Linked DNA regions of Homo sapiens: region 1 is linked to region 2. Evidence: read pairs that join two places in POLR2A ChIA-PET (ENCODE). Cell type or tissue: endothelial cell of umbilical vein. All regions are shown on one strand. Links, peaks and the distances in the headings refer to the core of each region. The heading gives the core; the rest is flanking DNA.

Evidence for each region. Peaks named below come from ENCODE experiments on the same cell type or tissue, not always from the same donor. Only the 100,000 strongest peaks of a DNase experiment are listed, where the experiment ranks them.
Region 1: POLR2A ChIA-PET joins it to region 2 with 7 read pairs; 1 of 35 experiments calls an interaction of 5 or more read pairs at or near these places.

The regions. Positions count from the first base shown.
Region 1 is chr7:130,902,836-130,909,422 of GRCh38, reverse strand. The region is part of intron 6 of LINC-PINT (long intergenic non-protein coding RNA, p53 induced transcript); the gene reads left to right. Among named protein-coding and RNA genes, the nearest start is that of LINC00513, 7.3 kb to the left of the region's middle. RefSeq lists an enhancer at 4,832-6,031. In endothelial cell of umbilical vein, for the core only: no CTCF peak of the experiment used is centred there; DNase peaks (open chromatin) are centred at 3,622 and 5,172; H3K27ac peaks cover 2,877 bases.
Region 2 is chr7:131,541,589-131,548,175 of GRCh38, reverse strand. The region is part of intron 1 of PODXL (podocalyxin like); the gene reads left to right. Among named protein-coding and RNA genes, the nearest start is that of PODXL, 12 kb to the left of the region's middle. RefSeq lists an enhancer at 2,954-3,797. In endothelial cell of umbilical vein, for the core only: CTCF peaks have their summits at 1,350 (motif pointing right) and 3,113 (motif pointing left); DNase peaks (open chromatin) are centred at 1,345 and 3,055; H3K27ac peaks cover 1,704 bases.

The DNA.
Region 1 (6,587 bases), core at 1,242-5,241, 640 kb after region 2:
GGGGAGAAATGGGGGAGGGTGACGCAGGCAGAGTGGCCAGGGTTATCAAGTGGCATCATTCACCACAAAATGCAGTCCAAGAGGAAGCCCAGCTGTGAGGGGGGGACAGGTGGGGCCCAGGTGTGAGGGGGGATAGGTGGCATTCAGACATGTCAGTACACAGAGTCAATGGCAGAGACAGAGCCAGTGGGCAGTTGCACCATGTGGATAAGGACTTGAGTGAGACCTGTCTCCAAAGCAGGGGATCACTCTTCTAATTTTTTATATGGTGTTTTTCATTCTATTCTGACTCATTTGTAATAAAACCTCCTTTGTTTTTTATCATATATATTTCAGGTGTCAACATGCTGGTTTGATATAACATGTACAAAGCAAAATAATAACTTACACTCCAGCTGTGAGTGTACCATCTCACAGTTACCTTTTTGTGCATGTGTGTTAAGCCCACCTAAAATGCACTTAGAAATATTCAGTATCTTCACTGTGGTCATGCTGTACTGCAGATCTCTAGATGTATTCGTCTGACATCATTCCAGCTTTATACCCTTTGACCCACATCTCCCCATCCCCCCAACCACCTCTCTCTGTTTCTATGGACTGTATTTGACTATTTTAGATTCCACATATTACCTCTAATCCTCAAAGCTCTATTAGGGTTTTGTGTATTTCCTTCCAGCATTTTCCTACATACACACAATTTGCAGAATCAGCATAATTCTGTATAGGTACTTTATTTATTTATTTATTTTGAGATGGAGTTTCGCTCTTGTTGCCCAAGCTGGAGTGCAGTGGCACAATCTCGGCTCAATGCAACCTCTGCCTCCTGGGTTCAAGCAATTCTCCTGCCTCAGCCTCCCAATTAGCTTGGATTACAGGCACGCGCCACCACGCCCAGGTAGTTGTGTATTTTTAGTACAGACGGGGTTTCACCCTATTGGTCAGGCTGGTCTCGAACTCCTGACCTCAGGTGATCCACCCACCTCGGCCTCCCAAGGTGCTGGGATTACAGGTGTGAGCCACCACGCCCAGCCTGTATAGACACTTTCCTCTTTTTTTTTTTTTTTTTTTGAGACGGAGCCTTGCTCTGTCACCCAGGCTGGAGTGCAGTGGCGCAGTCTCGGCTCACTGCAAACTCCACCTCCCGGGTTCATGCCATTCTCCTGCCTCAGCCTCCCAAGTAGCTAAGACTACAGGTGCCCGCCACCACGCCCGGCTAATTTTTTGTATTTTTAGTAGAGACGGGGTTTTACCATGTTAGCCAGGATGGTCTCGATCTCCTGACCTCGTGATCTGCCCGTCTCGGCCTCCCAAAGTGCTGGGATTACAGGCTTGAGCCACCATGCCCGGCCTGTATAGACACTTTCTATCCCACTTTTAAAACAGGCATGTTCTCCCTATGCTTTAAAATGCCTTTAAAATATTTCTAATGGTGCTAATTCTCTAATTTGGGAGTGTCTAATTTGCTTCCAGTTTTTAAAAACTATTTTTTATTATAGTAATTAACCTTTTAAATACATGAATCTTGGGCATATTTTTAATGATTTCCTTAGGAGAGATTCCTTACAGTGAATTTCTTGAGTAAAAGGAGGTTAACTGTAAGATTCTTGATATACCTTGCTAAATTGTTTTCTAGAAAGCTTGAACCAAGTTCTGCACATTTTAGCAAAGTATGAAATGTCCTTCTCTCCATATCTTCATCAGCATTGAGTGTTCTCTCTTTTTTATCTTTAGACAAAAAGGTTACATTCTTTTTGGTTCATCTACTCAGAAGCTATTTAATGAATGTTCACTCCATGTCAGGCATGTGGCATGTTTTCATCTCTACCAGTAACGCTGAACTTTCTTCTTGTGTGCATCAGCCTGTTGTTTTCTTTTGTAAATGTTCTGTTCGTGTCCATTATCAACTTTTCTACTAGGGTGTGACTGTTTCTATGATATATTTATAACGATGTGTGTGTGTGTGTGTGTGTGTATACGATATTTGGGGTAAATACTTTTCCCAGCTTCTTTGACTTTTAATTTTGCTTATACTTTATTGGAAATACAGAACCTTTATTTTATTATTATTATTATACTTTAAGTTCTGGGATACATGGGCAGAACGTGCAGGTTTGTTACATAGGTATAAACGTGCCATGGTGGTTTGCTGCACCCATCAAACCACCATCTACATTAGGTATTTCTCCTAATGCTATCCCTCCCATAGTCCGCCACCCACCAACAGGCCCTGGTGTGTGATGTTCTGCTCCCTGTGTCCATGTGTTCTCATGAGAACCTTTATATTTTATGTAGTGGAGTAAGTTATTTTATCTTTTTTTTTTTCCTGTGTAACTTCTGTTACCTCAGGCTTAGGAATTCCTTCCTACCCAGAAGTTAGAAAATATTCATCTATTTTTTTTTAAAGTTTCATTTTTAACATTAAACTCACCAAATTAGAAGTAAGATGTGGCCAGGCACAGTGGCTCACACCTGTAATCTCAGTGCTTTGCGGGGGCTAAGGTGGAAAAATCACTTGAGGCTAGGAGTTCAAGACAAGCCTGGGTAACACAGTGAGACCCCACCTCTACCAAAAAATTTAAAAATTAGGCAGGCATGGTAGCATGTGTCTGTAGTCCTAGCTGCTTGGGAGGCTGAGGTGGGAGGATCACTTCAGCCCAGAAGCTTGAGGCTGTAGTTAGCTATTATCATGCTATTGCATTCCAGCCTAGGCAACAGAGCAAGAACCCTGTGTCTTTAAAAAAAAAAAAAAAAAAAGTGTGAAACAAAGATCCAAATGGACTTTGTTTCACAAAGTAAATCCCCCATCATGTTTTGAGTCATGTATCTTTCCCTATTTAATTTGTGGTGCTTCCTTTATTTTATATTTCAAGACTTTTTGCTATTATATCCAGCGGTAGGAGCCCATGAACTTGTTGGATATTGGTATGCACAGAAGATGCGGTAATACTTTTTTCCAATATTTTATTATGAAAAATACACTGGCTAGATTCTATAATTAATATTCTGTCACTTTACCATCTATTCACGTAATAATTCTTAAACTTCTCAAATCATTATTTGAATTTCAAAGTGGACTATCAAAGACATTTTCTCTAACCCTATTTTTCTCTAATTTGCAGTTTTGATTTCCAGGAAGCCTTTAGCAATTTATATTGTTAGTACAGTAAGAGAGTAAACAACACACTAAAATACCAAGAGAAACTACTTTCCAAAACATGTTTTAGTCGTTTAACTTTATGAATATGGCTAGCAAGGGGGCTTCCTGGGGGACAGTGCTGGGGAAAGAGCAGGCCCTAGGAATGGGCTTTGAAAGAAGACTTTTGCCACCGTCAGGTCACATTTGCAAGAGGCCATCGTCGTGGTCTGCCAGGGAACCCTTAGCAGAAAGGCTGCTTTGCCCAGGATCTGGCTTGCCGCCCCAGACCAGCCCTACCGCTGTCTGGCATTGAATGTCCCTGGTCCGCAGTGAGTGGCCAGTTGCATAGACCTTAGATCAAGGAGCTTAGTCACCTCTTTCCAGCCTAAATCATGAGCACCCTAAATTCCCATGGGTTGTTGAGACCTAATAGCATCCTGGCTTAGAGATGGGATTGCAGCTGGGTCTGCACAGGAAACTGGCCTACTGTGTCTGCCTCTTGGTGCAGCATACAACCAGCCACATGGAAAAACCCAGCCTGCAATAAAAGACTTGCTTTGGTCACCACCTGACATTAGCTGTGGTTTAATCTGTGTAATGTTTTTCTTCCCCCCCATCTAAGCCTCAATTTCCTATCCATAAAATATGTTGGTTTTGGCCAGGCGTGGTGGCTCACGCCTGTAATCCCAACACTTTGGGAGGCCAAGATGGCCTGATCGCCTGAGGTCAGAAGTTCAAGACCAGCCTGGGCAACATGGCAAGACCCCCCCCCTCTACTAAAAATACAAAAAACTAGCTGGGCGTCATGGCACATGCCTGTAATCCCCGCTACTTGGGAGGCTGGGGCAGGAGGCAGGACAATCGCTTGAACCCGACAGGCAGAGGTTGCAGTGAGCCGAGATCGTGCCACTGCAACTCTAGACTGGGCCATGAGCGAGACTCTTTCTCAAAAAAAAAAAAAAGTTGGTTTTATTAGATTACAGAGAATACTTTCTCTATCCAAAATCTGTGATTTTAATCTAGAACACTGAATGTAGGTCAGTATCCACCCCATTTTCAGAAATCTGGGAAGATCTTTTTTTGTTTTTCAGCTTCTCAGAATAAATACTTTCTAGGATGTTACAAACATGGATGAAGTTCACCAGAACAGATCCAGGGTTAACCTTTTAAAGTCATTAGATATGGCTCCAGTAAAAGGCATGAGAAGGCACCCGTGAGACCCTGCAGAGGAAGCCTCACTCCTGGGCAGCCTTACGGCTGACGAGCTACCTTACTGAGCATATTCCTGCCTCTACACCAGAGACTCACTCTGTGGTCCGGTGTCACCTCGATTCTAAATTCCCTGCTTCCTGGTGAATGATGCTATCACACTTTAGAAACCTGGCCAATAAATGCTTTGAAATTTAAGGATAGCTATCCTGAAAAAATTTAATATAACCTAAATTGATAGTCTAATGACATCAGTATTCAGAAGAGGCATTCTATTTCAGCAAGTGGTTTTCAGAAAAAAAAAAAAAATAAATAACCTGAGTTTTTCCCCTGCCACTCTCCCCTCTTGCTTTTATGCTGCAAAAAGAGCTTGTGGCTTGCCTGACACACCGTGTTGTTCTCTGCCTTCGAAGATCTAGCTCCCTCAGCCTCCCCACGTTGTCCACCTCTCCAATACCATTGCTCCACTGGGAAGCTGGCCCGGAGGTGCTCTACCACGTTCATCTCTCGCAGCCCAGGGCTGTCTTTAACGTTACAGAGACACAGATATCAAAGTGTTGCAATTTATTTGGCTTTCATTAATTTGCCGGAAGCAAGGGAGGGTAGATACAAAGTACTCCTCTAACCTGTTATTTTCCTTGCTGTTAAAATGTAAAGAAGACTGATGTAAGAATCTCTGCCTTCCACCAGTCATAACCATGGTATGCACAGAGCTTATGAATCATCTTCTAAATTCACAGCTAGTTTTAAAATTTAGCTTCCAGGCTAGATCTGCAGGAAATGATTGGGAGATCGTAAGTGCTATGGAGTGAATATGAAGTTACTTACCAGATCCCATAAAGTTAGCTCAGGGAATCCTGAGGAAGGTGTCACTCAGAAAGCTGCTTTCAAAGCTGAGTCAGACCTGCATGGTGTTTATTACCTCCATTGTGTTACCATGCCAAACATATAAATAGCTTCAAAGTGAGTTCAGATTAAAACACAGAAAAATCTTTGGATATATTCACAGGCCAGTGGGGGTCATGTAACAAGTCAGCAAGGAAAATAAAAGATATTTGAGGTACAGCCTCAACTTTTTAAGATGGATCTTGAATAAAAAGGTCTAATGAAATATTTTATGGTATTGCTCTCTGGGATTTAAAAAAACAAAGCAAAACAAAAAAACGAGGGCACTGGAACAATGTTTTAGATAGATCACGGGTGTTTTCCAGTATGCATTTTTAGTGCACTTACTTAACTGAGAGCCCTCTCATATGAAACTGGAATGTCACCACCATGTGATAAAGCGTAGACTAGCTGTGACCTAATACGTACTGATCATGACTAACGCAGAAGTCCAGGTCACTGCGGTTGTATTTCCTGTGGCCTCAATGTTCTGGGGTTAGGGTTAACAGGGATAATTCATTTCTGTGTTCAAGTCTCTAATTCTTCCATCATGTAAACTGTAAGTGGGAGCAGACTGGATTCAGCATTGCTACAAGAGAAAAACAACAAATAGGAACACCACCAACACCATGTGTTGGGAGCCCCATGTGCCAGGCACTGTGCCAAATACTCGATATTGATTATCTCTTTTAATACACAATCCTGTGTGGCAGATCCTACTATGAGACCCATTTTACAGATAGACAACTGAGGCTGGGGGAAGTTGGAAATGGAGGAGCCAGGATTCAAGTCACAGCAGTCTGGCTCCTGCGCCCAAGCTTTTAATTTGTATCCTATTCACTTTTCATAAATAAATGACTCGTGTTGGAGGTGTTTGTATCCTTGGGGCCACTCAGTTTTATTCAGCCAGCTTTCCTTGGTTGTGGTTTTAATGTGTTAGGGAAGAATGAATGTATTCCCCACAGCTGGGCATCTTTGTGCTGGATCACCTGGCCACAGCTCATGAATAGTGCAGATTATCACACCCCACCCCCATGACTCCAGCAAATGTGCTGTGGGTATAGGAGAGTATGTTCAAAAAAGGCAATTAACAAAGCAACTGTCCCAACTACCAAGAAAAACAAATGTGGCATAACCCATGATAGAACCCTCTTTTTTCCTTATTAGACATGAATAGAAGCTCATTAATGCCGTCCAGTAAGTTCAAGCCGCATAACTTACATACACTGTCAGGACCCAGAAAGAAACCTGTTGTCTTGTGATGTTATTGTTGCTTGGTTGACCTCATCATGTCTTGACAGGGCTCAAGACACCCTTCATGATCTGGTCTTACCTCTCAGGACTCCCCCCATCCTTA
Region 2 (6,587 bases), core at 1,135-5,134:
CTCTCAGGAAGCCTGGTCCCACTTAGTCCTCCAGTTATGTGGCTGTAGCCTTCTGGTCCTGAGGGGCAGTTTCTGGTAATGCACAAAGAAACCTGGCTCCTTCCTAATTGGGTCTTGAGCTGCAACAGGGATCCGAGGTGTCCCAGGACCCCCATAAGCTGGGCCTTGGGCAGGGTAGGAGGGGAAGGACCTGGGTTCCCCCACTGGCCTGTGGATAGGGAAGAAGTGTTTCTGCTCCCCATCTCTCCCTCTCACCTCAGAGCAGGTGAGTGCAGGGCCAAGGAAATACTGTCTTAGGGGTTTGGCTATGAGCTCTCAGTGACAGCAGCAGCCGGGGGCCAGTGACTTTGAAACCTGCGGGTGGTATTCCGTGGAGCTGCCTTGGGGGCCACTGAGGGCTTGGGGTGCATACCTGGAGAGGAAAATTAAGAGGAGGCCGATTTGGGGGGAGTTTTACGTCCATCCTCTTCACGAAGGCCTACTTTTAACTGTTCCGTATGATAGGTCTCTACGTAAGAATTCCTTTGACAAAAAATTTTGCTGTGATGGTGAAGAGAAGAAAAATGGAAATCTCTGCTGATGCCCTAGACTCTGCAGTTAAGAGGCTTGGATTTTAGCCACAGCTTCGACACTTGTTAGCCTTGTGATCTCAGACTTGTTCCTTGACCTGGGCTTCTCCAGCGGGAAAATAGGTATTGTGCCCTCCTCCATAGCAAGGGCTAAATAGGATCATGTAGGTGGTGCCTCTGATGTGCAGAAAGCATCCACACGTGTTGATTTTTTTTTTTTTTTTTTTTTTTTGAGACGGAGTTTCACTCTTGTTTGTCCAGGCTGGAGTGCAATGGCGCAATCTTGGGTCACCACTACCTCCGCCTCCCGGGTTCAAGTGATTCTCCTGCCCCAGCCTCTGGGGTAGCTGGAATTACAGGCATGCACCACCACGCCCACCTAAGTTTGTATTTTTAGTAGAGACGGGGTTTCTCCTTGTTGGTCAGGCTGGTCTTGAACTCCCAACCTCAGGTGATCCGCCTAATCAGCCTCCCAAAGTGATAGGATTACAGATGTGAGCCACCCGCACCTGGCATGTTGATTTTATTTCTTGTATTGGCGTCAGCCCTAGCCCAGTGTGAGTCAACAGACCCTGTTACCCCACCCCCAACGCCATGCTAGAGCAGCATCCTCTGCGACCTCACAGGGCCAGGTTTTCTTCTTCAAGGCCCTTCCCCATTACTCAGGCTGGGGGCCTCAGTGCGGGGAGGCAGGGTTAGTTGGAGACCGCAGTTTTAGATGAAGGTGGCCAGGGTGGGCTTAGCTAAGAAGCCACTGAGATGGCGCCCCCTGCCTTCCTATTCCTGCCTGGTGCTCCTCAGCTCACCCCTAGGGGGCACTGCCCTTCACTTTGGGGCTTTGAGTCAAAACAGACTTTTTTTTTTTTTTTTTTTTTTTTTTTGAGACAGGGCCTCACTGTGTTGCCCAGGCTGGAGTGCAGTGGCACGATCTCGACTCACTGCAACCTCCGCCTCAGGAGTTCAAGCGATCCTCTCACCTCGGCTTCCCCCATAGTTGGGATTACAGGCACCTGCCCCCAAGCCCAGCTGATTTTGGGATTTTTAGTAGAGATGGGGTTTCCCCATGTTGGCCAGGCTGGTCTTGAATTCCCGGCCTCAAGTGATCCGCCCGCCTCAGCCTCCCAAAGTGCTGGAATTACAGACGTGAGCCACAGCGCCCGGCCCAAAACAGGCTTTCTGAAGCCACCTGCACCCCGATCCTGGCAGCCCCCTAGGTGGTTAGCCCATAACGTGGTTAAATGCAGTCTTCCACCTCTTGGCTCTCTTTCTACCTGGATAAATGGCGCTTGTGATTGGGTAATCAGCTCCTGGACACGCCCACTGTACACTCCCTCCTAGCCCTGGGATCCCAGTCTCCCTTTCACTTTCCTTTCTCAGATCATCCAACCCTGAGCCTACCCCCTCTCTTGCACCAAATTCCTCTTGATGCCATCGAGCCAGGCAGTGAAGCAGGCAGTGACACGATGTTGATCTTTCTATGGCCAGCTCTCCATTTTCCTTCTCAGGAAAGGGAGGGCATGGGGGAGGTGCATGGAGCTACAGTCCAACAACTAGAGAAAGGAATATTTCCTCACAAGGCCGAAAAGTGGGAGGAAGATAGGAAGGGAAGGTAGGAAGTACTCACAGATCTGCCTTGGGGGCATTGCTCTGTGCCTCAGTTTACCCACATGGTAAGTCTGGGCTAGCACCATATGAGGTTTTTTATTTTACTTTTATATTCCATAAAGCAAGCTGTGTTCCAAACTGTGTCCAGTAAGAACATTTCGTAATCCTCAAGATTTTAATAGTTATGCTCTCAATGAATATTTAATAAAATGAATACATTTCCCTTCTTAGAAGGTCAAAATACATTATGATCTTACATGCTTTGAAATATCCTCTAAGGAAGATTACTTATTACCTTTGTTTAACCCATCATTCCCCAAACGTACTTTAACTATGGGACCATTTCCTTTTCAGCCTCCTCTTTTTAGTAGAACATCGATCTAGATTTAGTAGAACATCGAGAGGAACAGCTTCCTCTCTTTAGTAGAACGAGAGTGTTTAACATCTTGTGAAACACTCATGTTTCCCCAGGACATTTTGGGGGAAATACTGATGTGAAGATAGAGTGACCAACTGTCCCAGATTACCCAGTATAAACAGGTTATCCTGGGATGTGGGACTTAGAGTACTAAAACCCAGACAGTCCTGCGTAAAGACCAAGCTGGAAAAGCGTTAGCTATAACAACACACTCACATGTGTCTAGCTGAAATGAAGAGGGCCCTCTGACCTTAGGGGATTTATAGGAAACAACATGGCAGGTCGCAGCCAGTTTGAAGGCTGCTTGCCCCAGAGTCCATTGGGAACAAGTTACATTCCAGGCTGGTGGCCCCTCAAGAGTGTTTGCAGTGGTGTTGCTTCTCAGCCAGAAGTGGGAGGCTCTGTTAAAAGAATTATGGAAGTGTGTGTTTTTGATGTTTGATCTTTCTGCCCAGATGGGGGCAGACATTGTTTGCCGGTTGCCTGTGGCTGGCTCTTTCCTGTTGTGCCTCTGCCCCCTGCTGCTTTTTGAGTCCTTGACCCTGACAGCATCACGGTGCTGTTTTAGATCCTGAGTCCCGTCATCCTGTCATCCTGCCCCAGGAGCTTGGAGAAGGGGATTCCAGGATGTTCTGGTAGCCAGCACTGTCATAGTGGCTCACAGACAGTTCTGGATAAACAGGGCCTGCTGAGTGCATGGGTCTCATCCACCTTCATGCTGTCATTGTTCCTGGGAGTTGGTGGTTGAGGGGGTAGTGTGCTTGTTTGTTAAGCCACCAGCTTGCATGTGCTTTTCCAGCTGCAGCTAGCACCTAAGGCACTACTCGCAGGTGGGACAATGAGGAGGGGTGCCCATTGTTCAGCCAGATGCAGTCCTGCATCCTGCCCCGGGGGCACTGCCAAGCGTAGTACAGGGCGTGCGTGCGTAGTACAGGGCGTGCGTGCGGAGGCCCTGCTGCTCCCTCCCCAGGCCTGTGCTGTCCTAACTCCTGCCCACGCCTCCCTGATCTGGAGGCCCTGAGAGCACCGCCCAAAAAGTTGCTTCTCATCCTGAGGTCATCCTGGGTTTTGCTTCTCCATGGCTGGGGTTCTAGAGAGCTTGTGCTGTGGATCGGCTTCTGGGGAAGGGCAGGGTGGGAGCCGTCCTGGCCTTTCGTTCACCCACGGCATCCTATGGGGATTACACTTGGGCAGGGAAATTCTCTGGCTTTACAGCCCTGGATGAATCTGGAAGTCTGGTCCTGTTGACACAGAATCACATCTCTGAATGCCACAGGCACTCTAGGGCAATCATGTCCATGTGCCAGCTATAACTGGCCCTGGGGTCTCCTGTTGGCTAAGCGCTGGGTATTTGTGTGGGTGCGCCACATGTACACAGGGCTGGTGGCAGGCACAGTGAAGAAAACCAGCAGGGTCCATCTGAGTTGGGTGTTGAGCTGAGGAGTGGGTTTGCAAAAGAAACAGATCCTCTGTCCAGACACTCACAACCCAGTGTCCTCCCTGCAGGCCTCAGTTTCCTCATCTGTGAATGAGGAGCTGGCCCAGTGGCTCTCAGGGGCCTTCCTGTTTAGTATTTCCCATGGTCTAAAGCTGGGTGATTTCGGCCCCAGGACTGCTGGCATCATGGGACTGATGGGTGTGTGTGGCTGCATATGCAGAGGGAACCCAGCTGGACAGTGTGGATGTTCTCAGCCATTGGGAATGGCTGGAGGGGGCTGTTCTCATGCATTTGGCTTCTGGGGACAGGCAGTGACACCACGGATTCCTGGGTAATGTGAAGGGGGGCATGGACACATGTCCTGTAGTGTCCTGGGGGCTCTTCGTGTTTTGCTGGCCTCGGCCCTTTCTTCATCTCACTGCAGGTCAGATGCCTCCCTTTCCCCTGTCCAACAACCAAGAGGGGTGCAGCACCTGGAGCCAGGTATATGTGGGCACTCAGACCCCACAGGATTGGAGAGCTGCACTAGGAGTGGGACTACATGGTTCTTAGATGCCAAAGAAGGCGTGGTGGTGCCTGGTCCTCTGACTGCTTGCTCGTCTCTACTTGTTGGGCTGAGATCACATGACATCTAGGCTTCCTCTAGCTGTAACATTATGACTCTGGGATGCGGAGGAATGTGATGCCTGCATGGCTTTTAAAGAGCAGGGGACAAGGGATGGCCTGGCACTGTGGTTCACACCTATAATCCCAGCACTTTGGGAGGCCGAGGCAGGAGGATCGTTTGAAGCCAGGAGTTCAAGACCAGCCTGGGCAACATAGTGAGGCCCTATCTCTACATACAGTTTAAAAATTAGTCAAGCATGGTGGTATGGACCTGTAATTCCAGCTACCTGGGAGGCTGAGGTGGGTACTACTTGCTAAGCCTAGAAGTTTGAGAGGCTGTAGTGAGCTATGATTGTGCCACTGTACTCCAGCATGGATGACATAACAAGACCCTATCTTTAAATAAATATGAAAATAATAAGTTTAAAAAGTAGAAAACTGTGGCTTCAAAACATACATTTGGCTGAACTGATGACAAAAAAGAAAAGCAGAGAACATCCCAGCCTCTGGTCACAGAGCACCGTGAACTCAGCCCCAGCCTGTCCCTGGCCCCTGCGTCCAGCCCGAGGGGTGGCATCAGCTCCTCGTGCTCTGCATCTCTAGACCTTGTGCCAGCAAAGACCAGGCTGTAAGGGAAAACAAGAAAGGTGACAGCTCCTCGGACCAGGATCTCTGGATCCTGTGATCCTGGCTCTGCCTCTCCCTAGAAGCTGCACTACTGCCATGCTCTAGAGGGAGGGAGGCTCTAACTGGCGCTGTACATGCTTTCCAGACGAGAAATCCAAGGCGGAGGATGCTGGTGATTTTACCTAGAGTCACGTCTTGAGGCTCCAGGTACCCCCTTTCCACTTTATTTGTTGCTGTTATTGCTGTTGTCGTCGTTGAGACAGGGTCTCCCTCTGTCACCCAGGCTGGAGTACAGTGGCACAAACATGGCTTACTGCAGCCTTGACCTCCTAGGCTGAAGCGATCCTCCTGCCTCAGCTTCCTGTGTAGCTGGGACCACAGGCATGCACCACCATGCCTTGCTAATTTTAAAAATTATTTGTAGAGGTGAGGTGTCGTTATATTGCCCAGGCTGGTCTTGAACTCCTGGGCTCAAGTGATCCTCATGCCTCAGCCTCCCAAAGTGCTGGGATTACAGGCGTGAGTCACCGCAGCCAGCCTCCCTTCCACTTTGAATTAGCCTTCTTTTCTTGTTCTGGGCATGGGAGTGGCCAAATAAACTTGGCCTAGACATCTGGGCCTCTGCACCCACCTTGCAGGGTAGCCAGACTGGGCAGAGAGAGAGGGCAGAGAGAGAACGGGGCATGGAGCCTTGAGGGCCAGGGGGCAAGAGACGGTGCCTTCCTTTCCTCCACCCCTTTTGGAGCCCCAAGTCTGACTTCAGAATCAATCTTGTGTGATCTAAGCAAACCTGACCCCTTTCCTGACCTGCAAAACTTCAGAGGGAAATATTTTGCTCCCAGTTTCTTGGAAAAAGAAGAGCTGTGAGTTCACAGCTGTGCGCATGAGTGTGTGTGTATGTCATTGAGGCATGTACTCAGTCATGCCTCTGTCCCCCCTCTCTGATGTCATGAAACTACTTTTAGGGGATGAATGTTCAGCTGTTTGGACACCTGGCTCCAACTGGGGCTGGCCCTGAGATTCTTGATTCACTTCCCTAGGCGGTGCCCATAGGAAACCGGGCTTCCTTGACGAACTCTAGCGTCTCAAACACAGGGAGGGCCATGATGACTTGGCTTTGTTTAAAAGGAACATGGCCTTTAACTTTCCCTGCAGGCCCTGGCAGGGGACAAGGGAGCCAGTCCTCAATTGTTTAATGATATCCACTTACTTGGTTTGTTTGTCTTTTTTTTTTTTTTTTGAGACGGAGTCTCGCTCTGTTGCCCAGGCTGGAGTGCAGTGGCTCACTGCAACCTCCGCCTCCCAGGTTCGAGCAATTATCTGC